2 separate regions of the Homo sapiens genome follow, and region 2 is linked to region 1. Evidence: chromatin loops called from intact Hi-C (ENCODE). Cell type or tissue: heart right ventricle. All regions are shown on one strand. Each heading gives the region's core, and the rest is flanking DNA. Links, peaks and the distances in the headings are about the cores only.

The links. Peaks named below come from ENCODE experiments on the same cell type or tissue, not always from the same donor. Only the 100,000 strongest peaks of a DNase experiment are listed, where the experiment ranks them.
Region 2: it touches region 1 in a loop (5-fold over the local background); 22 of 110 quality-filtered maps call a loop at or near these places.

The regions. Positions count from the first base shown.
Region 1 is chr15:64,202,949-64,215,629 of GRCh38, forward strand. CSNK1G1 (casein kinase 1 gamma 1) reads right to left here. Exons shown (of 12, transcript NM_022048.5): 6 at 10,942-11,176; 7 at 4,561-4,646; 8 at 1,917-2,001; 9 at 1,493-1,641; 10 at 134-241. Among named protein-coding and RNA genes, the nearest start is that of PPIB, 46 kb to the left of the region's middle. In heart right ventricle, for the core only: a CTCF peak has its summit at 6,983 (motif pointing right); no DNase peak of the experiment used is centred there.
Region 2 is chr15:64,671,282-64,683,619 of GRCh38, forward strand. ZNF609 (zinc finger protein 609) reads left to right here. Exons shown (of 10, transcript NM_015042.2): 5 at 2,635-4,975; 6 at 6,835-7,201; 7 at 8,904-9,079; 8 at 9,365-9,581; 9 at 10,028-10,106; 10 at 10,411-12,338. The coding sequence ends at 10,101. It also overlaps the pseudogene RNU6-549P. Among named protein-coding and RNA genes, the nearest start is that of OAZ2, 26 kb to the right of the region's middle. In heart right ventricle, for the core only: a CTCF peak has its summit at 10,334 (motif pointing left); a DNase peak (open chromatin) is centred at 10,339; H3K27ac peaks cover 1,213 bases.

The sequences.
Region 1 (12,681 bases), core at 4,634-9,633:
ACCTGTAAGAAATGGCAAGCATTTGATCTTTATTTTCAGTACATACACTAAAGCGGAGAAGCTGAAGAATTTGGGTTTTAATATTAGCCAAGAAGAAGGGTAGTGTCTGAAAGAATGGAGGATCAACACATACCTGATTTCGAAGAGGCTGCTGTTGTGATGGCCGATCCCTATGTGTGTGGCTTTCTCGAGTTATTGCAGATGCACCAGAATCTACGTGAACTGACCCTACTGGAGTAGGCTAGAAAAATGAAACAAAAAGTCAAATGGGGGAAACAGGTCCAACTTGATGCATATGCAAAGGACAGAATGATTCTAATTCTAATAGAGTAGTAGTAATTATTTTCAGCTACCAAGAGCACTTTCAAGTTGTCTTGTCTTCTCAGTTTGCTCATCTGCAAAAGGGAGGCAGCCTGGTCCTTAATAGTTCATTGGAGAGTAGCTTACCTTCGAAAACAAAAAACCAGGGCCGGGCGCGGTGGCTCGTGCCTGTAATCTCAGCACTTTGGGAGGCCGAGGTGAGTGGATCACCTGAGGTCAGGAGTTCGAGACCAGACTGAGCAACATGGAGAAATCCCATCTCTACTAAAAATACAAAATTAGTCAGGTGTGGCAGCGCGTGCCTGTGATCCCAGCTACTCGGGATGCTGAGGCAGGAGAATCGCTTGAACCTGGGAGGCGGAGGTTGCGGTGAGCTGAGTTCACACCATTGCACTCCAGCCTGGGCAACAAGAGTGAAACTCCGTAAAAAAAAAAAAAAAAAAAAAAAAAATTTCCTCCACTGATATCTGTTTGGCCCTGTGAACCCCTGACCAGAACAACAAATTCAAAAGCTTCCTATGATGCTGGGTTCCACTGCTACAAAGGTCAAGTACATTAACAGCGTATGTGGCATCAACTTCTGAATCATGGGGCCAGGTGTGGTGGCTCACGCCTGTAATCCCAGCACTTTCGGAGGCCAAGGAGGGCAGATCACCTCAGGTCAGGAGTTTGAGATCAGCCTGGCCAACATGGCAAAACCCCGTCTCTGCTAAAAATATAAAAATTAGCCGGGCGTGGTGGTGTGTGCCTACAATCCTAGCTACTTGGGAGGCTGAGGCAGGAGAATCGCTTGAACTCAGGAGGCGGAGGTTGCAGTGAGCCGAGATTGGCGCCATTGCACTCCAGCCTGGGAAAACAAACAAACAAACAAACAAACTTCTGAATCATTCAAATGAAACTTCTCCTAAAAACTGGGCTTAAATTCTGTTATCTTAGGACACACAAGTTATTATCTTCCTATATTACTAGGAAAAAATACTTCCTACTTCTGAACTAGTAAGAGCAACCTATGGCAACACCCAGACAAGGCTAGTAAATATACAGTCTACGATCAAAGGAATATTTTTACCAAAGATTCAAGCAGAAAGACTGGCAAGTAAAGGCATGAGGCAGTGCTGGTTGGAGAAAGGAGGTAATGAGGTTAAAAAAAAAAAAAAAAAAGGATACTTACAATAGGTCTCCCAACCCAATCATAGGCATAGTCAAAGGTGTAGCCTTTCTTTTCAAAGAGGTCTGTGAAGAGGGTCCGTAAATACTCATAATCAGGTTTTTCAAAGAAGTCCAGTCGCCTGACATATCGAAGGTAGGTTGCCATCTCCTCTGTTAGGAAAGAGATGAAAGGCCCTGCTCATTAGCTGAATGCTTTCCATAGCAGTTGTGGGGAAGCATTGGGCCACAAAGGGGTTATTTATACAGACAATTTGACACTGATGTTTTCTTTACTGACAAAATAAAAGTGATAAAACCTACTTTGGTCTGTATCACAAAAGGAAATGTTAATTACCTAAACAGCACCCCTATCTAGAGATACCCAGTCATGGACTCTACCTAGTTTCAAAGCTCAGTCACACTGGAATGTCTTTTTAGCATCCCACCTGGAAAGTTCTCACAGAGAGCTTCAATGGGAGTATTCCTTTTGGTGTCACCAATTTTTTGATATCTCTCTTTTAATGTGTCAGCCTGTAGAGAGTAAAGAGAGAAAGTTACTTTAAAAGAGGGCCTAAACATGGGAGATTCAATATGTTTTTGGACACAATGGTTGTTTCACTCAAATTCGCAGTATTTGTTGGTCTTGATTTTTTTTCTAACACTAACAAATAAGAAATGTAGTAGAAATTATATATTTAGATATATACAAACATCTGCTGTGTTCTGGAAAATTTTACTTGTGAAAATATTTAGTTGTCTCAGATAAACACCATCAAATATAATGGATGAGTGGCTAGGATAAGAAAATAACAATATTATGTGGCCAATATTTTCAAAATTGCAGAAGCTTAGTAATATCCCATGGCCACCATAATTCAATATGATTCAGCATTCTCTCTTAGATCAGCTCTAAAAGTACTGCTAATCCAGGTGGGGGAAACAGATAAGTAATTCTACTACACATATATTGAGACTTTGAACAGAAAAAAAACAATAACTGAAAAATGTCTTTCAACAATGTGCTTCCAGAGGGAAAAAAGTTGTCTATGGTACAGCCATGGCTAACAGGTTTGGTGTATGTCAGTAACTCAAAAGCAGCCCAAGTCTGGTATGCTCAGAGCTATAGCCAGAGGGCTTCTGAACCCTGGATCAACAGTGGGCTCCTAGGGAATTCTTGTCAGGCTTTACCTAGCTTGCTGCACTCAGACTTAAGCAATAGTGTTCTGAAGTAAATAGGAGAAATTTTAGATCTACAACTACCACTAAAATGATTTATGGACAACGAGAGAGTTTCAAGCAATTAATAATACACTAATGCATTGTGTGGCTGTATGATGACCAAGTTTGACATGAAACTCTATTTGAAAGCTATAAAAATCAATGAGAAGATGTATATGACAGGAGAGGAATTTAAGAGTGAAGAAATAAAATCTCAAAGGGAATGGGTGGAAGTCTTACGTTTTAGGACAATAGTCTAGAAAGCCTACAGCAAAATGAACCATCCTGCCTTTCTGGAAGAGGGGGTGTAGGAGTACCCCAAACTACTGATTAAGTTTCTTTCCATATTAATATGTTGAAATAAATTACAACCAAAAAATATGTCTTGGGCCAGGCGCGATGGCTCATGCCTGTAATCCTAGCACTCTGGGAGACCTAGATGGGTGATCACTTGAGGTCAGGAGCTCGAGACCAGCCTGACCAACATGGTGAAACCCCGTCTCTACTAAAAATACAAAAAATTGGCTGGGTGCAGTGGCTCACGCCTGTAATCCCAGCACTTTGGGAGGCCGAGGCAGGCGGATCACAAGGTCAGGAGTTTGAGACCAGTCTGGCCAATATGGTGAAACCCCGTCTCTACTAAAAATACAAAAATTAGCCGGGTGTGGTGGCGTGTGCCTGTAGTCCCAGCTACTCAGGAGGCTGAGGCAGGAGAATTGCTTGAACCCAGGAGGCGGAGGTTGCAGTGAGCCGAGATTGCACCACTGCACTCCAGCCTGGGCAACAAAGCGAGAGTCCGTCTCAAAACAAAAACCAAAAAATTAGCTGGGCGTGGTGGCATGCACCTGTAATCCCAGCTATTCAAGAGGCTGAGGTAGGAGAACCGCTGGAACCTGGGAGGTGGAGGTTGCAGCGAGCCCAGCCTGGGAAACAGAGTGAAACTCTGTCTCAAAAAAAAAAAAAAAAAAAAAAAAAAAAAAAGTCTCACAAGATACTAATGGGACTTACAATGGGTTAGAAGCTCACCATTTCCTAGCCAAACAGCCAAAGGCACAGAGTAATGATAATGCTCATAATTATAATAGTAAACTGACATGTAACCACTGTACTGACACCTACCTAAGGAAGGCTATTTAAACTCTACACATTTTGCAATGAATAGATATTGTCTGAATAGGCATTTATTCAATAATACACTTGAAAAGCAATCTTAAACCTGGATTTTCATTTTAGTTCAGGTGAGTTCTTAGCCTACATAGGATAAACAAATATTTTCCAAGTTTTCCTGAGGAGTACACCCTGCTGGCCTTTCTGGTAAAATGTGTAGCAGCTGTTGTCAACAATTTGTTCCAGAAATTCCCTTACATACTGGGAACACTCCTCCTGCTACATAATGGTAGTGGAGGAGGAATACCAACACAGAGAGAAAAGCAGCACTGTCAAGCCTGGGAGGAAATGAGGGAAAAGATCATGGAAAATCCAAGAACAAGGAAAAATTAAGAAACGGAAGACAAATGTGAACAAAACAGTTTCCAAAGCCCAGGAGAGCATTTATAATGTAGACTAATGTAATTAGTCCCTGCTTCTTATCTCCAGAGCCAATTAGCCAATAATCCTTTTTGTGTGTTGTTTTAAAAAAATATTTATTTGTTTATGTTTAAATAGAGATGGGGTCTCACTATGTTGCTGATCTCAAACTCCTGGACTCAAGCAATCCTCCCACCTCAGCCTCCCAAAGTGCTGGGATTACAGGCATGAGCCACCGCATCTGGCCAGCCCCCTACACATTTCTTAAAAACATGAAGCCAGAGGCTCCTTCATTAACAACTGAGCATTGAAACAAAGCCCTCCACTGAACACTTTCAAGGATACCTTGAGTCCTTGCCAGGGGAGGCTGCCTCGAAGGAAATACATGAACATATGGCCTAGGGCTTCCAAATCATCTCTCCGGCTTTGCTCTAAAAGGGAAGACAGATCACACATTATGTTTGCAGTTATTAAAGCAGAAAGAGGTTCAAAACCAAGTAATCCCTTCAGAAACCCTTCGGCTCTGGAAAGGCTCTGCTTACTAATTACTTGTATATTTAAACCAAGGATAGTATTTTAGATCAAAACCCTAAACCGATGTGTACTTCCTTTGCCTAGATCTGTTGATGGTAAGTAAATATCAAGAGAAAAGAGCAAATTCTGAATTAAAACCAAGCCCAAATCACTAAACAGTGAATTTCCACCCCTCACTCAATGCTGTCACCTTCCTGAAAGTGATAAAATTTTAATGAAATGCTATTTCCAGTATATGGGCTACAATTACCTTTTAGTTACCACCAGAGAGTGAGCAGCAGATTAAGCAACCCAAACTGTTAAAACAGTCCATTCTGGCTAGGCCTGCAAAGATACAAGCTGCAAAATGCCTAGCAAACATGCCAAGTGCTTTTTATTCATCATAAAAATTAACACTTAAAATTAAGTTTCATATCAATGAACATCAGTACATACTCTCTTGGCTCCCATTCAATTTGTACCATGTCCTATAACCTCAAAAACATTTTAGAATTTATTACTAAGGTCTCCTCAAAATTAGATGGGTAAGGCTACACACATCTGTAGTGCCAGCTACTTAAGAGGCTGACGTGAGAGGATCGCTTCGGCCCAGGAGTTCGAGATAAGCCTGGGCAACATAATGAGACCTCATCCCAAAACAAAATAAAACAAAAAATCAAAGTCCCTGCATTCTGGAAGCGTATCTAAAACAAGTTGCTGGGTTTTTCTCTCCTTTTAATTGGGAAGGTGAAGATGACAAAGAACTGCAAAATAGTTAACAAAAAACTGCAACTTCATCTCAGAAAACATCCTACACATTCTTTGATTGTTAGAATCTAAGTAGTACACACCTTCGTTTCTTTATTCTTTTTTACAGACAGAGTCCTTGCTCTGTTTCCTAGGCTTGAGTGCAGTGTTGTGATCATGGCTCACTGCAGCCTCAAATTCCTGAGCCCAAGGGACCCTTCTGCCTCAGCTGAGTAGCTAGGAATATAAGTGTGTGGAACCACACTCGGCTAATTTATTTATTTTTATTTTTTGTGAAGATGGGATGTCGCTATGTTGCTCAAGCTGGTCTCAAACTCCTGGCCTCAAGCAAATCTAACATATCAGCCTCCCAAACTGCTGGGATTACCCATGTGAGCCATTGCACCCAGTCCATGCATTCATTTTGAATTTGCCAATTATGGTTTAGTCTCAGATTTCTTTTTTCTTTTTTTTTTTTTTTTGAGACAAGGTCTCGCTCTGTTGCCTAGGCTAGAGTACAGTAGCATGTTCTTGGACACTGCAGCCTCGCCCTCCTGGGCTCAAGTGATCCTCCCACCTCAGCTTCCTCACTAGCTGGGACTACAGGCATGCACCACCATCCCTGGCTACTTTTTGTATTTTTTATAGTTACTGGGTTTTGCCATGTTTCCCAGGCTGGTCTTGAACTCCTGGGCCAATCAAGCAATCAACCAGCCTTGGCCTCCCAAAGTGCTGGCACTACAGGTGTGAGCCACCACACCTGGCCCATCTCAGACATTTTATGTGTTTATTTTTCAGAATCAAGTTTAGGGCTTTATCTGAATAAACTACAGAAGCAAGACTAAGAGGCTACCTTCAACTTGATTGTGCTTTCTTTGTACAGAAAGTAAAACCCAAGAGAGCCAGAGAAAGCCACTCAGCTAACTCAAAATACAGAAGTGCAACATGTTTAACTATTGCCTTAAATTATAGGGAATTTGCATGAAAAAGAATAGTAGTCTACAGGGTAGATGAAGAAAGAAAAGGCAACTTTTTAAATAATGATTTGATGGAGGTTGTAAAAAGATGGTTACTAATGGGAAGGAGAGGTACCCTGACAGAGATAAATAACATAAAACTGAGTTGGTATACAACAATTGAAACAATCTTAAAAAGAATGAAAACAGCATGACCATCAGAATCCTTTGTCTACATGGCTTGTCTGAAGTTTGCAATAAAATATTCATAATTGAAAAAAAAAGCAGTTATACAAAAACAGTTTGTTGACACAACCTAAGGATGCACAAATGAAAAAGAGAAAAGAACAAGGAGAGTTGAGTGGAGGCCTCCCACAAAGCAGGGCAGATAGAGAAACGACTCTGCAGTTTCTCATACTGTATCACACCTACTCATTGCCTCTCCATTTTTATATCCACTTCCTGTAACAAGAAGCCCCTTGGTTATTAAAAATTCACTGGACAAATGTTTGAATTTTAAACAGTTGAGCACTAGAGGGCGAAAACTCTCCACATTTTCAATATTGATCAGGCCTACAGAAAAAAGATTTCACAGCAAAATAAATTATGAGATTAATATATTTTTAAAACTCACTGGAATAAGTAATAAAGTAACTTTTCAAATCCTGAGAACTATGAAAAAGAACTATAGAATATGGGACAATAGGAAAAATAAGGGTTCCTAAATCAGGAAGGGTACCTAAATAAGGTACCCAAAATAAGGGTACCTAAATCAGCTCAACGATTTAGGTATCTAGATCTTGGTTTATCCTTTCCACTAATTTAATCCAGTGAAATTAAGCATGGTCAAGTCACCTACTTTGGGTCTCAGTTTCCTCATCTGAAAATAAAGTGTTCAATCTGGGGAGAATTTGAAAAGTCATTTTCCAGCTCTAAAATTCTAAAATAATCTGATAACTTAAGCCTTTAGGGCCTTTCAGGAAAAAAATAAGAGTGAAAACCAGAGCATGCTTTATTTTCATACGACTTTGAACACTCCACACTTGTCCAATTCATTATTTCTACATGCCCTCATTTTTTCATGCAGCATATTTTCATTTTCAAAGAAGAAAGGTTTCCAATACCAGTGAGACCAGCAGGACACAAAATTCTTCAATTCTTCTGATTGGTTGAAAGGTGTGCTTTCATCCAATCAGAAAGATGTGCTTGGTTTACATGCATAACATCCCTGATTTTAGGTTAAATATATTTGTTGAAGGCAGGGAGCAAGGTAACCCAGTGTTCTCACCCTAATTTCAACCATTAAATAATATAAATTGGGCTTCTCAGTAAAAGCTTAATCAGTGGGAAGGTGGCTACTATGGTCTGGATTTCTGTCCTTCCCCCGGACCCCCCAACACACACAAACCTCACGTTGAAATTTGATCCCAATGTTCGAAGCTGGGCCAAATGGAAGGTGTTTGGGTCATGGGGGTATATCCCTCATTAACTGATTAACGACCTCCCTTAGGGATGAGTTCCCAAGAAAGCAGGTTGGTGAGAAGAGCCTAGCACCCCCCTTCCCATGTGATCTGCACATGCTGGCTGCTCCCCTTCCCCTTACACCATGAGTGGAAGCAGCATGAGGCCCCTGAGGCCCTCACCAGATGCAGATGCCAGTGCCATGCTTCTTGTACAGCCTGCAGAACCCTGAGCCAAATTTAAAGGTCTTTTCTTTATAAAATGACCCAGCCTCAGGTATTCCTTTATAGCAACACAAAATGGACTAAGTAAGTGTGGCTACTCTGATGTGGCAACTAATGCAAGGTTTAGGAGGCTTCTTCTCTTGTCCTCCTCCTCTGTAAAATTAAGAAGTGATTTTCTCAAAGCCATTTGAAAATACACATCTCAGTCATTTCTTCTTTGCAACACAAAAAAATGCAACACATTTAAAAACCAATAGCATTAGAGTTCCTACAAAAACTTCTATCGTTTGAGGCATGGGAAAGAGTTTAAAAAGCAGTGACAACTTTCTTTATGTATTCTCTGTAATGCAGAGAGCACAAAATATGATGACAGGTTAGATTTGACCTGAAAAACTCTGGTACTCAGTAAGCCAAGTCTGGGGGTAAACTCAAAAGTCCCGGCAGGAATGGCAGTACACCAAGAGATGAAACAGACTGATGCACAGTAGATGCTTAAAACAGATTTTGTTGAATAAATAATAATCGGGATAATTACAATATGGACTGATATTACTATTATCAGGCATTATGCTAAACATTTTACATACATTATCTCATAGAACCATATATTACAGGCATAATTATCATACCCATTTTATACATGAGATAACCGAGGCTGAGGGAAGAAGGTTATTGGATCAAAATTACATAGCTATTAAGAAAGAGCGCCAGGATTTGCATCCTTTTTCTTAACCACTACTCTGTATCTTATACAAACATAACATGAACACCCATCCCTTGTCTGTTCTTGTCTTTCCTCTTAAGAACAATAAAATTAGTACACAAATGGCTGAGCCCAGGAAGTGGGCATTAAAACAACTTCTAGAGTTTGTCAGTTAAACCACATAATCTTAAGTTTATTATTTAAGATACAGTTTTTGTTTCCTTGTAAAATGGAAAATTACTTGTCATTGTGAAGGAAGAAGGGGATGCTGAGCACTATGCAAGAGACCTATGTCAGACATGGTGCTTTCACATATATTATCCATTCAACCCTCAAAATATCCCTGTGAAGCATTACCCTCATTTTACAGAGGAGTTTCAGTGAGATTAAGTAACTTGTCCAAAGTAACGCTGATAGTAAGTACCAGAGGACCTCTAGTCTAATTTTAAAGTATTACATTTACTTAAGTGAGGATTTCCATGTGGTTACTGAAAAAATCTTGATAACATCATAATTTCAAATCGAATTGTATCATACTACTTTGTAATGCCATTTTTTACTCTTCACTATCACTTGAATTCCTCAGGTGAATAACCTGTGTAGTTTACTCAATGAGGGAACTTAGTAGATATTACATTAGTCTTTAAAATACTTATTAATGTGCAGGCCAGGCATGGTGGCTCACATCTATAATCCCAGTGTGTTGGGAGGCTGAGGCAACAGGATCTCTTGAAACCAGGAGTTTGAGACCCGCCTGGGGAACACAGTGAGACTCTATCTCTATAAAAAAATTTAGAAGTTAGCTGGGCATGATGGCATGCGCCTGTAACCCTAGCTACTGAGGCTGAGAAAGATCTCTCCAGCTCAGGTGACTGAGGTTATAGTGAGCTATGATCACACTGCTGCACTCCAGCCTGAGTGAGAGTGAGATTCTGTCTCTAAAAATAAAATAAATATGCTGGGCACGGTGGCTCACACCTGTAATCCCAGCACTTTGGGAGGCCGAGGCAGGCAGATCACTTAAGGCCAGGAGTTCAAGACCAGCCTGGCCAACATGGTGAAATCCCGTCTCTATTAAAAGGACAAAAATTAGCCAGGTGTGGTGATGCATGCCTGTAATCCCAGCTACTCGGGAGGCTGAGGCAGGAGAATTGCTTGAACCCGCGAGGCAGAGGTTGCAGTGAGCCGAAATCGTGCCACTGCACTCCAGCCTGGGTGATAGAGCGAGACTACATCTCAAAAAAATAAATAAAATAAAATACATCTTAGTGTGCAATAGTTCACTAATATTTAAGAATATTTTATAATTATTTCTGCCTAGGAGTATGGAATCTGAGAATATTCTGCTTGTCTACTCTCTAGAATGTTGATTTTCAAACATGTTTTTTTCAATCACCTAGGAGTCTTTTCTTCAAATAGAATCTTCCATGGAAGCCCAATATATGAAACATAAAAAAGGGAGGCTTTTTTGAAGTGGATAAGCCTAGGGCTCTGCCTGCTTGGTCTCCCCACTGTTCCTTAGGCTTCTCTGACAAATACTCTCCCCCTTGGGCTAGTTCCTCACAGGTAAGGTCTTCTGCCTTGATTAGAGCATTTAACAATATTTGTGCAGGTTGTTTATCCTGAGTAAATTGCAAGACTAATGGTAAACCAAGTATATTTTCACTGAATAAGACAGAAGCTCTTCCTTGAAGACTTCTGTGCAGAACTATGTGCAGTGAACAGAAGTCTACTCCATTTTTAGTGAGGCACTCTTCCCCACCGCTGACCCAGCCTGATGTCCTCTTCAGGACTATCATATATAGGGTCATACATAAGTAAATACCAAATTCATTACTAAACTCATTAAAATGCTATCCTCTTTTTACAATAATTCAAGTACTCACACTGCTCAGAAACTAAACATTTGGAAACAGTGTAAAGAATTAAGAACCTATGCATAGTCTATAGGATTCTTTGAAAAGTCATTAACTTACCATCTCAACTTCTCATGTATAAAAATCACTCAACCTTGTGAAACAATAAAAACCACAAGTTGTAATGCACAATGGGGATATAATGTTACAGAAATAATAAACTGTTCTAATGACTCGCCCCTTTCATGGAACAGAAAAAAACACACCTTTGCCAAGATGCGTGTTGATAGACATATATCTTGCAGTTCCAGTTAAACTTTTGTGTTCCCTATAAGGTATGTGTTTTTTGGTTTCGGGGTCAATGTATTCCTTGGCCAGTCCAAAGTCTATAATGTGTATAACATGCTCTTTCTTATTGCCTTGTCGACCAATCAGGAAGTTCTCTGGCTTGACATCTCGGTAAATGAGGTTCTTTGAGTGCACGTATTCCATTCGAGAAAGCTGAAAGAGAAACAAATGATAGAAAGACTGTAAAGAAGTATATCAGGAAAATACATCAAAACAGTTTCTTTAGCCAGACCAAGGTTTTAATTATTGAAATAACAGTAAAATTCATCTCCTTTCACCGCCCTGAGTCACTTCACTGACTTGTAAACAAAAAAATATTTTGCTATAAATACGTACACAACAAATATCAAGACTAGGAAAAAAAGTGGGATAGTACAGGTCTGCTAAAATGATAGCTCAATTTTACCTCATAATGTCACAATTTGCAAATGACAAATGAAATCAGTTGTTTATATGCTACGTCAGAAAATTAAGCATTTGAGACAAAAGAAGTATTCCCAGGTAGGATATCAAACTGTTGGTGACCTTTGAGACAAATGCCACTGCTACATTCACCTTCTGCCCACATCTTCTTATGCTTATTTGGACAAGACTACCCAACCCAGTTTTCGATGTTGTGAGGCCCAGAGAAGTTAATACTGGCCTGACATCACATAGCTAATTAGCAGCAGAGACAGGGAAACAGTTCATTATTATTATTATTATTTTTGAGACGGAGTCTTGCTCTGTCACCCAGGGTGGAGTGCAGCCTCAGCCTCCTGGGTTCTAGCAATTCTCGTGCCTCAGCCTCCCGGGTAGCTGGGATTACATGCACATGCCACCATGCCTGGCTAATTTTTGTATTTTTAGTAGAGACAGGGTTTCACCATGTTGGCCACACTGGTCTCAAACTCCTGACCTTGGGTGATCCGTCCTCCTCGGCCTCCCAAAATGCTAGGATTACAGGCATGAGCCACCATGCCTGGCCGAAACAGTTCATCGTTGTTGTTTTAAATTTATTTTCAGATTATTTTTGTAGAGATGGGGTCTATGTTGCCTACGCTGGTCTCAAACTCCTGGCCTCAAGTGACCCTCCCACCTCAGCCTCACAAAGTGCTGGGATTATAGACACGAGCCACCATGCCTGGCCAGGGCTATAGTTTTTATGTTAAGTTAAATATAACCAAAAATAATAATCATAAAAGCATTTCAAATTTTATTAAGTATTTCTATCTACTAAGCTTTTCTACTAACTTTTTTTTTTTTTTTTTTTTTTTTTTGAGATGGAGTCTTGCTCTGTCGCCCAGGCTGGAGTGCAGTGGCACGATCTCGGCTCACTGCAAGCTCCACCTCCTGGGTTCACGCCATTCTCCTGCCTCAGCCTCCTGAGTAGCTGGGACTAAAGGCGCTCGCCACCACGCCCAGCTAATTTTTTGTATTTTTAGTAGAGATGGGGTTTCACTGCGTTAGCCAGGATGGTCTCGATCTCCTGACCTCATGATCCGCCCACCTTGGCCTCCCAAAGTGCTGGGATTACAGGCGTGAGCCACCATTCCCAGCCCTTTTCTACTAACTTTTAGTAGAGAAAGAGAAGCTCAGATATTTGAATTTGGGGCTCAAAAGTCAAAGTCAATTATCTAACATTTCCAAATTTTTATAGGACAGTGGGAGAGACCATT
Region 2 (12,338 bases), core at 7,339-12,338, 470 kb after region 1:
ATATACTAAAATTGGACCAATACAGAGAAGATTAGCATGGCCCCTGCACAAGGGTGACATGCAGATTCGTTAAGTGTTTTATATTTTTAAAATTAGGAAAAAAAAGTGAAGTGTTGAGGGGATGCACTTTGACTGGAATTATTAAAGTCACCTTGAGACCAAAGCTATAACATCTAACCATGGGTGAGCAAACATTCATTGATGATAGCTATTTCTCAGAAATTTGAACTCAAGAACATTTTTAGTTTTATAAACTCTACTAGAACATACGGGTTTCACAAGGACCTTTTCATGTCGCAATTTGACCTTTAGATGGATATTTCAATCAATGGCCCCTTATAGCTTTTTCCTAATATTAGTACTCAGTTCGTCAGGGTTTGGGAAATCCAGGCGTTGAGGGTAACTTGCAACTAACATACAGGTAACATCCTAGGAGCTTACCAATTAATGCAATTCCCATGCAGTCACAAGTTTCTTTGTTGGATCATATTCATTGAAAATGGTAGTTATTATCTGAACAGTTCTTTTAGGAAAAGTATCTTAAACCTTCATCTGCCCATTGTTCCCATGAAACAAAGATGGGCAGAAATGTCCCAAGGAAAGGTATTTTAAAGTTCTTGATTCCATACCACTTTCTTATTCTCAGATGTGATTATTCTCTACCGAGGGCTATTTATGCCTCTTAATTTTCAGAGATGCTGGGCCAGGTTTCTAGAGGCTTAGACTTTTTTTTTTTTTTTTTTTTTTTTGAGATGGAGTCTCGCTCTGTCGCCCAGGCTGGAGTGCAGTGGCGCAGTCTTGGCTCACTGCAAGCTCCACCTCCCGGGTTCACGCCATTCTCCTGCCTCAGCCTCCCGAGTAGCTGGGACTACAGGCGCCCGCCACCACGCCCGGCTAATTTTTTGTATTTTTAGTAGAGACGGGGTTTCACCGTTTTAGCCAGGATGGTCTCGATCTCCTGACCTCGTGATCCTCCCGCCTCGGCCTCCCAAAGAGCTGGGATTACAGGCATGAGCCACCGCACCCAGCCCAAGGCTTAGACTTTTATAAGACTATATTCAGGCTGGGTGCGGTGGCTAACGCCTGTAATCCCAGCACTTTGGGAGGCTGAGGCGGGTGGATCACCTGAGGTCAGGAGTTCGAGACCAGCCTGGTCAACATGGTGAAACCCTGTCTCTACTAAAAATACAAAAATTAGCTGGGCATGGTGGCTCATGCCTGTAACCCCAGCTACTCGGGAGCCTGAGGCAGGAGAACCGCTTGAACCAGGGAGTTGGAGGTTGCAGTGAGCTGAGATCGCTCCACTGCACTCCAGCCTGGGCGACAGAGCAACACTCCATCTCAAAAAAAAAAAAAGACTATATTCAGACCATAATAGTTGCCCTGATAAGAATCAGAAGCAGGCCAGGTGCAGTGGCTCACGCCTGTAATCTCAGCACTTTGGGAGGCCGAGGCGGGTGGATCACAAGGTCGGGAGATCGAGACCATCCTGGCCAACACGGTGAAACCCCGTCTCTACTAAAAATACAAAAATTAGCTGGGCGTGGTGGCTCATGCCTGTAACCCCAGCTACTCGGGAGCCTGAGGCAGGAGAACCACTTGAACTAGGGAGTTGGAGGTTACAGTGAGCCGAGATCGTGCCACTGCGCTCCAGCCTGGCGACAGAGCAAGACTCCATCTCAAAAAAAAAAAAAAAAAGAATCAGAAGCATATGAGCTAAAACAAGTTAGTAAAGTTCTTTATGCCCTCCCTTTGCATTTCTGAGAAACCTATTGGAAGGACTTATTTCTGCTTTGGGCATGCAAGAATCCAGAGAGATAGGAGCTGAGTGAGTAGGTTGATAACAAGGAAGCAGTAAGTAGCTTTACAGTAGAACTGTTCTGGGAACCCAAAGGAGATATTTGACAAAATTTGCCTCTTTTCTGCAATAGCTATGGTTCCCACTGTCTTAGAAACAACCTACTCCAGCTGCCCCCTGGAACAAGAGAGTCAAAACCATCTTTAGATTTACAAGGGAACCAATCTTAGCTAAAGGTTTAATTCTAGGCAGTGTTTTAAGCTCCATGAAAAGCTACTTTAGGGCCTATGAGGAGTGACCCCTAGGTGCAGATCTCCAGACATTCAAAGAACTCATGTACTCTTGGTTATATCTGATGTTTAGGGAACTCTTAAATGGATAGGTGCTTTGTTCTACCTTTCTATATCTTCATAGTGAGGTATGTAAGAAAAAGGCATTGGGCTAAAAGTAGAGCTAGAGTCTTGTTGTATGTTGCCATTAATCAGTGATGTTACCTTGGACAAGTCATTTAGCATGCCTGGCCTCAATTTCCTGTATGATCTCTAACATCTTTTCTGAAACCATGACTATGGCTGTATATAGGAAATGTTGACTTGACTATCTTACGGAACAGATTCTGCATGGTTTTAGAGGTAAATGTTTGGGAATAATTTGCAGCTAACGTGTATCCCAGGAGTTCACCATTTAGTGCAATTCACAATCAGAATTTCTTTTAACAAATCATATTCATTGAAAATGATAGTCACCATCTGGACAGTTCTGGAGGCTACAGCTAAACTGCTTTGAAGATGTTTTCTCTTCTTAATAATATTCTGTTGTGTTTATCCTTTGCCAAGGTTCTGTGACTCCCCGACCAGTGACCTGGAAATGCGCAATGGCCGGGGTAGAGGCAAACGCATGCGTCCCAACAGTAATACACCTGTCAATGAGACAGCCACAGCCTCTGACAGCAAAGGGACCAGTAACAGCAGCAAAACCCGGGCAGGAGCCAATAGCAAAGGCCGTCGGGGCAGCCAGAATTCTTCAGAGCACCGCCCACCTGCCAGCAGCACTTCTGAGGATGTCAAGGCCAGCCCTTCCTCAGCTAATAAGCGGAAAAACAAACCCCTTTCAGACATGGAGCTGAATTCTAGCTCAGAGGACTCCAAAGGGAGCAAGCGTGTCCGTACTAATTCCATGGGCTCAGCCACTGGCCCCCTTCCTGGGACAAAGGTAGAACCCACTGTTCTGGACAGAAACTGCCCCTCCCCCGTCCTAATTGACTGTCCCCACCCAAACTGCAACAAGAAGTACAAGCACATCAATGGACTTAAGTACCACCAAGCTCATGCCCATACAGATGATGACAGCAAGCCGGAAGCGGATGGGGACAGTGAGTACGGAGAGGAACCTATTCTCCATGCAGATCTTGGGAGCTGCAACGGTGCATCTGTCTCACAAAAAGGTTCCTTGTCCCCTGCCCGCTCAGCTACCCCCAAAGTTCGACTTGTAGAGCCCCATAGCCCTTCTCCTTCAAGCAAATTCAGCACAAAAGGCCTCTGTAAGAAAAAGTTGAGTGGGGAAGGGGACACAGACCTTGGGGCCTTATCCAATGATGGCTCTGATGATGGACCCTCAGTGATGGATGAAACAAGCAATGATGCCTTTGATTCTTTAGAAAGGAAGTGTATGGAAAAAGAAAAATGTAAAAAACCCTCTAGTTTAAAACCTGAAAAGATTCCTTCCAAGAGCCTAAAGTCAGCCCGTCCCATTGCCCCTGCCATCCCCCCACAGCAAATCTACACCTTCCAGACAGCCACCTTCACAGCAGCGAGCCCAGGCTCTTCCTCAGGCTTGACCGCCACAGTGGCACAAGCCATGCCCAACAGTCCCCAACTCAAGCCCATTCAGCCCAAGCCCACTGTTATGGGAGAACCTTTCACAGTCAACCCTGCCTTGACTCCAGCCAAGGACAAGAAAAAGAAAGACAAAAAAAAGAAGGAATCTTCAAAGGAACTTGAAAGTCCTCTGACCCCTGGGAAGGTGTGTCGAGCAGAGGAAGGCAAAAGCCCATTCAGGGAATCTTCAGGAGATGGGATGAAAATGGAGGGGCTCCTAAATGGCTCATCAGACCCCCACCAAAGCCGACTGGCTAGCATCAAGGCTGAAGCCGACAAGATCTACAGTTTCACGGACAATGCCCCCAGCCCTTCCATTGGAGGCAGTAGCCGCCTTGAAAACACTACCCCTACTCAGCCCCTGACTCCCTTACATGTGGTGACCCAGAATGGAGCTGAAGCCAGCTCAGTCAAAACCAACAGCCCTGCATACTCTGACATCTCTGATGCTGGGGAGGATGGGGAGGGCAAGGTAGACAGTGTCAAATCAAAGGACGCCGAACAGTTGGTTAAAGAAGGGGCTAAGAAAACTCTTTTTCCCCCTCAGCCTCAGAGCAAAGACTCACCATATTACCAAGGCTTTGAGAGTTACTATTCTCCAAGTTATGCACAGTCCAGCCCTGGGGCTCTGAACCCCAGCAGCCAGGCAGGAGTGGAGAGCCAGGCCCTGAAGACAAAAAGGGATGAGGAACCTGAGAGCATAGAAGGGAAAGTGAAGAACGATATCTGTGAAGAAAAGAAGCCCGAGCTGAGCAGTTCCAGTCAGCAGCCCTCGGTCATCCAGCAGCGTCCCAATATGTACATGCAGTCCCTGTACTACAACCAGTATGCCTATGTACCCCCCTATGGCTACAGCGACCAGAGTTACCACACCCACCTTCTGAGCACTAACACGGCTTACCGGCAGCAGTACGAAGAACAGCAGAAACGCCAGAGCTTAGAGCAGCAGCAGCGGGGAGTGGACAAGAAGGCAGAGATGGGCCTGAAGGAGCGGGAGGCAGCACTCAAGGAAGAGTGGAAGCAAAAGCCGTCAATTCCACCAACTCTCACCAAGGCCCCCAGCCTGACAGACCTGGTGAAATCAGGACCTGGCAAGGCCAAGGAGCCAGGGGCTGACCCAGCCAAATCAGTCATCATTCCCAAGTTAGATGACTCTTCAAAACTCCCGGGCCAGGCCCCTGAAGGCCTTAAAGTGAAGCTGAGTGATGCCAGCCACCTAAGCAAGGAGGCCTCTGAGGCCAAGACAGGTGCTGAGTGTGGTCGACAGGCAGAGATGGATCCAATACTCTGGTACCGACAGGTAACTGTTGCCCTGGGAGGAAGTGGAAATACCGTATGGTAATCGTCTATCTTCCTCACAAATAAGGGCTGTCCTTATACAGGGGTTCAACGGAATTGAGATTAGCAGGAGAGATGTATAATTTTAAGGATTCTTTACCTTTGTAAACTATTTTAATGTTTTTTATTTTATTTTAGTATTATTATTTTTTTTGAGATGGAGTCTCACTCTGTTGCCCAGGCTAGAGTGCAGTGGTGCAATCTTGGCTCACTACAACCTCCGCCTCCCAGGTTCAAGCAATTCTCCTGCCTCAGCCTCCCGAGTAGCTGAGATTACAGGCACACGCCACCATGCCCAGCTAATTTTTTTTGTATTTTTAGTAGAGATGGGGCTTCACCATCTTGGTCAGGCTGGTCTGGAACTCCTGACCTCAAGTAATCCACCTGCCTCAGCCTCCCAGAGTGCTGGGATTACAGGCATGAGCCACTGCACCCAGCCAATTTTTATTTTATTTTATTTATTTATTTATTTATTTTGAGATGGAGTCTGGCACTGTCACCCAGGCTGGAATGCACTGGCGCAATCTCAGCTCACTGCAACCTCTGCCTCCCAGGTTCACACGATTCTCCTGCCTCAGCCTCCCGAGTAGCTGGGATTACAGGTGCACGCCACCACACCTGGCTAATTTTTTGTATTTTTAGTAGAGACGGGGTTTCACCATGTTAGCCAGGATGGTCTTGATCTCCTGACCTTGTGATCCACCCACCTCGGCCTCCCAAAGTACCTGGATTAAGGCGTGAGCCACTGCGCCCAGTCGTAATTTTTTTTATTTTTATGTTTTTATAGAGACCAGAGTCCCTCTGTGTTGCCCAGGCTGGAATGCAATGATGCAGTCATAGCTCACTGCAATTTCCAACTCCTAGGCTCAAGCAGTCCTCCTGCCTCAGCCTCCCAATTAACCAGGACTACAGATGCATGCCACCACACCCAGATGATGTTTTAATTTTTTGTAGAGAGGGGTCTCACTATGTTGCCCAGGCTGGTCTTGAACTCCTGGCCTCAAGCAATCCTCGCGCCTCAGCCTCCCAAAGCACAGGGATTCATATTAATGTTTTTTAAAAAGCACTTTTATATCCATAGCAGGTGTTTTTTCCATTTGACAGGAAAGGCCCAGACAAGTTAGCTTAATTTGTCTGGGGTTACTTGAGACCTCACTAGCAGAGCCAGGATTAGAACCCAGGTATCTCGATTCCTTGTCCGTGTTTCCTCCACTGTTTGGTTCCTATGAAATGAGTTATTGATGGTCTCTCTATTTTTTAGAGTAGGTCCAAAGTATACTCAGTTACTGAGTTTCTTTAACAAGGATTTTATAGGTTGAGTTAGAACTAGGAACTTGGAATCTCATATCTTGCTCTGCTCATGAGACTTAGAATGTCTTCCCTTCCCTCTTGGTATAATAGTTATGCTTCCCTCCCTCCTCTGATCTGAGTGTCACTTATAAGCTTTCCAGTCCCTGAGCGTGCTCTGAAAAAGTGAAACAATCTAAACATATTGGAAGGGGCAGCCTCTCCTATTTCAGTCGTTTTCCCAGAATGCTTGTTCTTACCTAGAAAACATCCACTGATGCATGGATGGATTTTCCTTTTCTCCCCCTGCCCCATCTTGTTCCCTGTGGGTGGGTGCAGAGGTGGGGGCGGGGGCTTTTTAACCAAAAGGGAGCAGAGTTGGATTATAAACAAGATCAGTAGAGGCCAAAATCCTACTCTGCCCCAGGTGTCTAGTACTAATTATCTGCTCTGGTGGTTCTACTGGGACCTTGGGCTTGAAGTATATCTGTCTTATCTGTACAACACCCAGTCGTTGTTCTGTGATTGTTGTAGGAGGCAGAGCCCCGGATGTGGACATATGTTTATCCTGCCAAGTACTCAGACATCAAGTCAGAGGATGAGCGGTGGAAGGAGGAGCGGGACCGCAAATTGAAGGAGGAAAGGAGTCGGAGTAAGGACTCTGTCCCCAAGGAAGATGGGAAGGAAAGCACAAGTAGTGACTGCAAGCTGCCCACGTCAGAGGAGTCTCGCCTTGGGAGCAAGGAGCCCCGGCCAAGTGTCCATGTGCCTGTGTCCTCCCCACTTACCCAGCACCAGTCCTACATCCCCTACATGCACGGCTATTCCTACAGTCAGTCCTACGACCCCAACCACCCCAGCTACCGGAGCATGCCTGCTGTGATGATGCAGAACTACCCAGGTACAGCACCAAGTGCCAGCACTATTCCATTCACTGGAAGGGGGAATGAAGCACAGATTTCACATCCAGAGTTTTCTTGCTCAGCCCCAAGGCATATTGAGGCTCGCTTAGATGACGGACCTTTTTTCACTGAGTCATTCTGTGAGGTGGCCACCATAACCCATAGTTCCTTGAATGACCCATAATGATAGTCTGTGTGACTACCTCTCTCTCCCTTGCTCCAGCTCAAGGATTGTCTCTGTAGTCAGTTTTCATTGCTAACTAAAGGTAAAACTCCTTCTCTGTCACTGCTGTCTCCCCTCAGCTGGAATTTGTAAACCATATACTCCACGTTTTGCAGTGTGCTAGGCACTGTGGGAGGTACAAAAGAAGTAGAGCCATTGAGTTCCTTCCACTCCCGGAGCTTACAGCTTAATCATAGTGGAGAGACACAAAGAACAAATAAAATGCAAACCATAACAATGCATGGATTCAGTTGCCAGATCATGTTCACCTGTCAAGTAAGAAGAGCCATCTGAAGTCAGACTGGGGGGAGGTCCTGCTAGATTCAGCTTGGAAAAGACAAGCTCTTTATAGTGTTTAAATGTTTTTTGTTTGTTTGTTTTTTGAGACGGAATTTCACTCTTGTTGCACAGGCTAGAGTGCAGTGGCGTGATCTCGGCTCACCACAGCCTCCACCTCCTGGGTTCAAACGATTCTCCTGCCTCAGCTTCCCAAGTAGCTAGGATTACAGGCATGTGCCACCACTCCTGGCTAATTTTGTATTTTTAGTAGAGACGGTGTTCTTCCGTGTTGGTCAGGCTGGTCTTGAACTCCCGACCTCAGGTGATCCGGCTGCCTTGGCCTCCCAAAGTGCTGAGATACAGGCATGAGCCACCGCTCCGGCCTTAAATGTTTTTTAACTTGTTAGAAGAAAATGCTCTTATTTAACTCTACTCGTTTTGTTGCCCAAAGAACCATGTGGGGTGCTTCTGGGGTGGAAGGGCACTGCTTTAGCCTCACTCCTTAGAGCCTCCAGCTTCCTACAGCAGCCTAAATAGTCTCAACATTCTGGTGACATTATTATAAAGCACACTCTAAATAGAAATAAGCTTTTCAAACAGAAATAGGAAATTTCTTACCCTTGAGGTGTTCCTTTATCCCTGTCACTCACACCCATCAATATAAAAATCATAGTTGCATTTGTTGAGTGCTCGCCCTGAGCCAGGCGCTGTCCTCTGAGATTTATAGACATTATCTTTTTTAATCCTCCCTATCACCTTAAGTAATAAGTATTGATATCTTCATTTTTGATGATGAAGAAACTGAAGCTCAAAACAGTTATTTATTTGCTCAAGGTTACCAAGCTAGTAAGTCTCAGAGTAAGGTTTTGAGCCCAAGGCTCTGACTCCAGATAAGTGTGATCTTTCCACTTTATCATATCACTTCTCCAAGATGAATCTGAGACCAGTTCAAAGAACAGTATCAGATCTATGGAAGTTGGAAGCAGGAAACAGGGCCATGTTCCTAATATCCCTTAGCTAATTTTTCCTGTAGAGCTCAGTAAAGAAAGGTCAAGCCAACAGTCTCAGCCAAAGACACTATGTTAGAAAATACCTCAGCCTGTGCCTAGGAAAGCTGATGCCCACCCAATCAAGCTCACTAAAGCAGAGTTTCCTCTACCTCTCCCATCTCTTTGACTGTTTGATTTCTCCTTCCACAGGTTCCTACCTGCCTTCCAGCTACTCTTTTTCCCCATATGGCAGCAAGGTCTCAGGTGGTGAAGATGCTGACAAGGCACGAGCCAGCCCCAGTGTGACTTGTAAATCCAGCTCAGAGTCCAAAGCCCTGGACATCTTGCAGCAGCATGCCAGTCACTACAAGAGCAAGTCTCCCACGGTAAGAAAAGTACAGTGATGCTGGCTGTTACCCAAAGACTAGTAAGGCCAGATCCAGGGTCTGGGAGAAGGTGGGCAAGTTCAGGTCCTGACCACAGTGCAGCTTGGCTGACTTGACACTGGCAGCCCCCAGGGCATCTTCTTTATTCTTAGGTATCTTGCACTTTTAGGGGTCATAAGGTGGCACCCTGGGCATCTCACTTGTGTGTGTGTGTGTGTGTGTGTGTGTGGTTGTATGCATATGTGTCTCACTATAGTGCTTTTGTGTCTCTGGTTTCCTTTCCAGATAAGTGATAAAACTTCTCAGGAGAGAGATCGAGGAGGCTGTGGGGTGGTTGGGGGTGGTGGCAGCTGTAGCAGCGTCGGGGGAGCAAGTGGGGGTGAACGGAGTGTTGACCGGCCCCGCACCTCTCCTTCCCAGCGCCTGATGTCCACACACCACCACCACCACCACTTGGGGTACTCATTGCTCCCAGCACAGTACAACTTACCCTATGCAGCAGGTAAGCCTGTTTTCCCTACCACCTGTTGTTTTGTCTTGTTTTGTTTTGTTTATCTTCATCCCAGTAGTAATGTCCACAGCTAGGACCCTCCTACCTGCCTCATAAGAATCCTTTTTTAATTTTTTTTTTTTGAGCTTCTAATCTGTGCACAGTCCTAACCTCCTGCAGTCATTAAAGCATATGATATTTATTCCTCCCTTGGAGTTTGGGGACTCTTAAATTCCTCCAGAATACTGGCCTTGATAGTCAGAAGAATATGGAACAGGTGTTCCCCAAAGGCAAAGAGAAACAATCAGCTGAGAAATAGAGCCTTATTATCTATCTCCAGCAAATATATCTGGCTGAGTATCAGATTTTTTTTTCTGTCAGCACCCCAAAACTCAGGGAAAAAGATTAATGGAAGGTTTCTGTGAGTGCTACACTAACATGTTCTCCTGCTTATTCAGGGCTTTCTTCTACAGCCATTGTTGCCAGCCAACAAGGCTCAACTCCCTCACTCTACCCACCCCCCAGGAGGTGAGAATGGTAAGTCACTTTTATTAATTTGGGGCAACACATAAAGCCGGGATAGTTGCTACCTGGATCACAGAATCCCTAGGTGAGAAATAGCTATGAGGGGTCAGCAGTCTGGAATCCATGGAACCCTGGCCAAGCCTCTTGTACAAGAGTCTCCCGTGAAGCCATGTGCATCTGAGAGGACCTGTGGAACACAGTGTCCCCTAGGGACCAGTACTGGCCACTCCTACAATTCATTTTCTTGGAGTGCCACCTTGTGGTTTTTTTACCAACAGGCTGAGTGCCTGGTTATCTGTCCATGTTTCCCTTGCAGACACCAAGTGCCCGGATAAAGTCAGCTTCACGGGCCCGGACTGGCTTACCCAAGGAGGTGCTGAAGGTGCCGTTTAGACATCAGTTAAATGGTGTTGATCATCCTGTTTGCCGTTTCCACCATGACTGAAGGCAGACCCTTGGCTATCTCACCTCCACCAGACCTCCGGACTACCTGACCCTACCTCTTCCTCAGGAGCTGGAGAGCTGGTACTTAGCAAAAATATTTATTCTCTCAGCCACAGTTATGACTATTGTGGCCTCTGTGGAGATGAAGGCACGGGAAGCAACCAGGGGAACATGGCCTCAGCCCAGAGAAGCCACTGCTCTGTTCCCCAAGCCCTTGGTCTGCTGCTGGAGCAGTACCAGCCCCCCCGCCCACCAGGGAGGGACCCCCACCCCCAAGCACTGGGTAAGGTCTGAAGACAGCACAGCAGCCATACCCCTCACCATCATTACCACCATCACCAGATTCTGCATCTCCCTAGTGCTTTGCACCCTGGGAATTGGCAGCATGTGGAGGAACTAGAATCTCAGGAAAGAAATTGGGGGTTGTTTTCTACATAATTGTGAAAACAAGGTCTTCAAATGTGGAGACTTCTCCCCATTTACATGAGCACATATAAACGCTCACAACCTAGCCTGGAAAGGAAGACCAAGGCATCTGCCCCAACATGGCCTTGAGCTGCCTGTGAGGCAGGGGGCAGGGGTTCCAACACCAGCACAGGGCTCCCCAGGGACACTGGGAGCAAGCTGGTGCTGGAGCATGAATGACGTCTGTGAAGTAGAACCTGCGTCCCCACTAAGTCCTGCTGCTTCTTATTCCCCAACTCCTTGCCCTTTTCCCTTCCCTCCTAACCCCTTGGTGCCTTTCCCAGGGGGATCCCCACACTGGTCTTGCCTCTTCTTTTCCACTGCTTGGCTCTTAAGCCTCAGGCAGATAAACTAGTATTCCCCCCAGCTTGGGGAACCTTGGAGTCTGCCAGGTCACCTTAGGGCAAGGCCCAGAAGGCAGCCCCTGGGAGCACCCAGCAGTTCTTGGAGATGTCCTGTCATCTAGCCATCTGATATCTTCCTCATTTGAGGCCACAGATATATACAGCCCAATTCCTCTGTCTACAAGTACATGATTTTATATAGCTCAGTCTATAACCTCCATGTGGGCCAATATAAGCTGTGTTTCTTGGTAACACATATTTTGTTTGAGGGGCCACTGGCCATGGGAGGTTATTTGTTCCTTAGACCCTGGAATAACACATCCAAGCCATTACTTATTAGAGTCTCAGAATGTACTCAGTGGAGCTGTGCTTTGAGGCAGCCAACATTTCTCTGCTCTCCTTAGAAATGCAGTCTCCCAATGGAAGCTTTATACTCTTTGTACTGGGAAAGTGAGGATGATTTGGTAGCTTTATTGGGGTCATGTCTTCCCCAAGGTGTGGGGAGCTTAGCTTACTTGGCTTTTGAGGTATCATCCCTCTGTTCTCCCCTCCTATCTTTCCATGACCCTCTGGATTGAGAGAGAGAGATAAAGACTGACAGACACCAGTGTAGGCTGGAAAAGGGAGTGTGTGACCAGAGTGCCAAAAGTGACTAGGAGCAGGAACTTGGCTCCGACTCAGTTTGGAAAATGGGAAATAGGGGACAGTAAGCACAATGCCCAGTAGTAGTTGATTTCCAAGGACCCTGGAACCCTACACTTGAGAGGCTTAGGGTCACCATCTGCTCAAGAGGATCCCCTCTGATCTACAGGCCTTTTCCCTAGGTTTCTGCCTCCTCGTTTTTGTTCAAGTTGGGTTCTGAGTCCTCCCCAAAAACCATTGTTTTAGACCTCTTGGCAGGGCCCCAAAACAGCCTCCCTCATACCCATCATTCCCTCTGCCTTCTGCTGCCCTCATGGGCAGTGCTCTGAGCAGTGACCTCCCTTTCCTC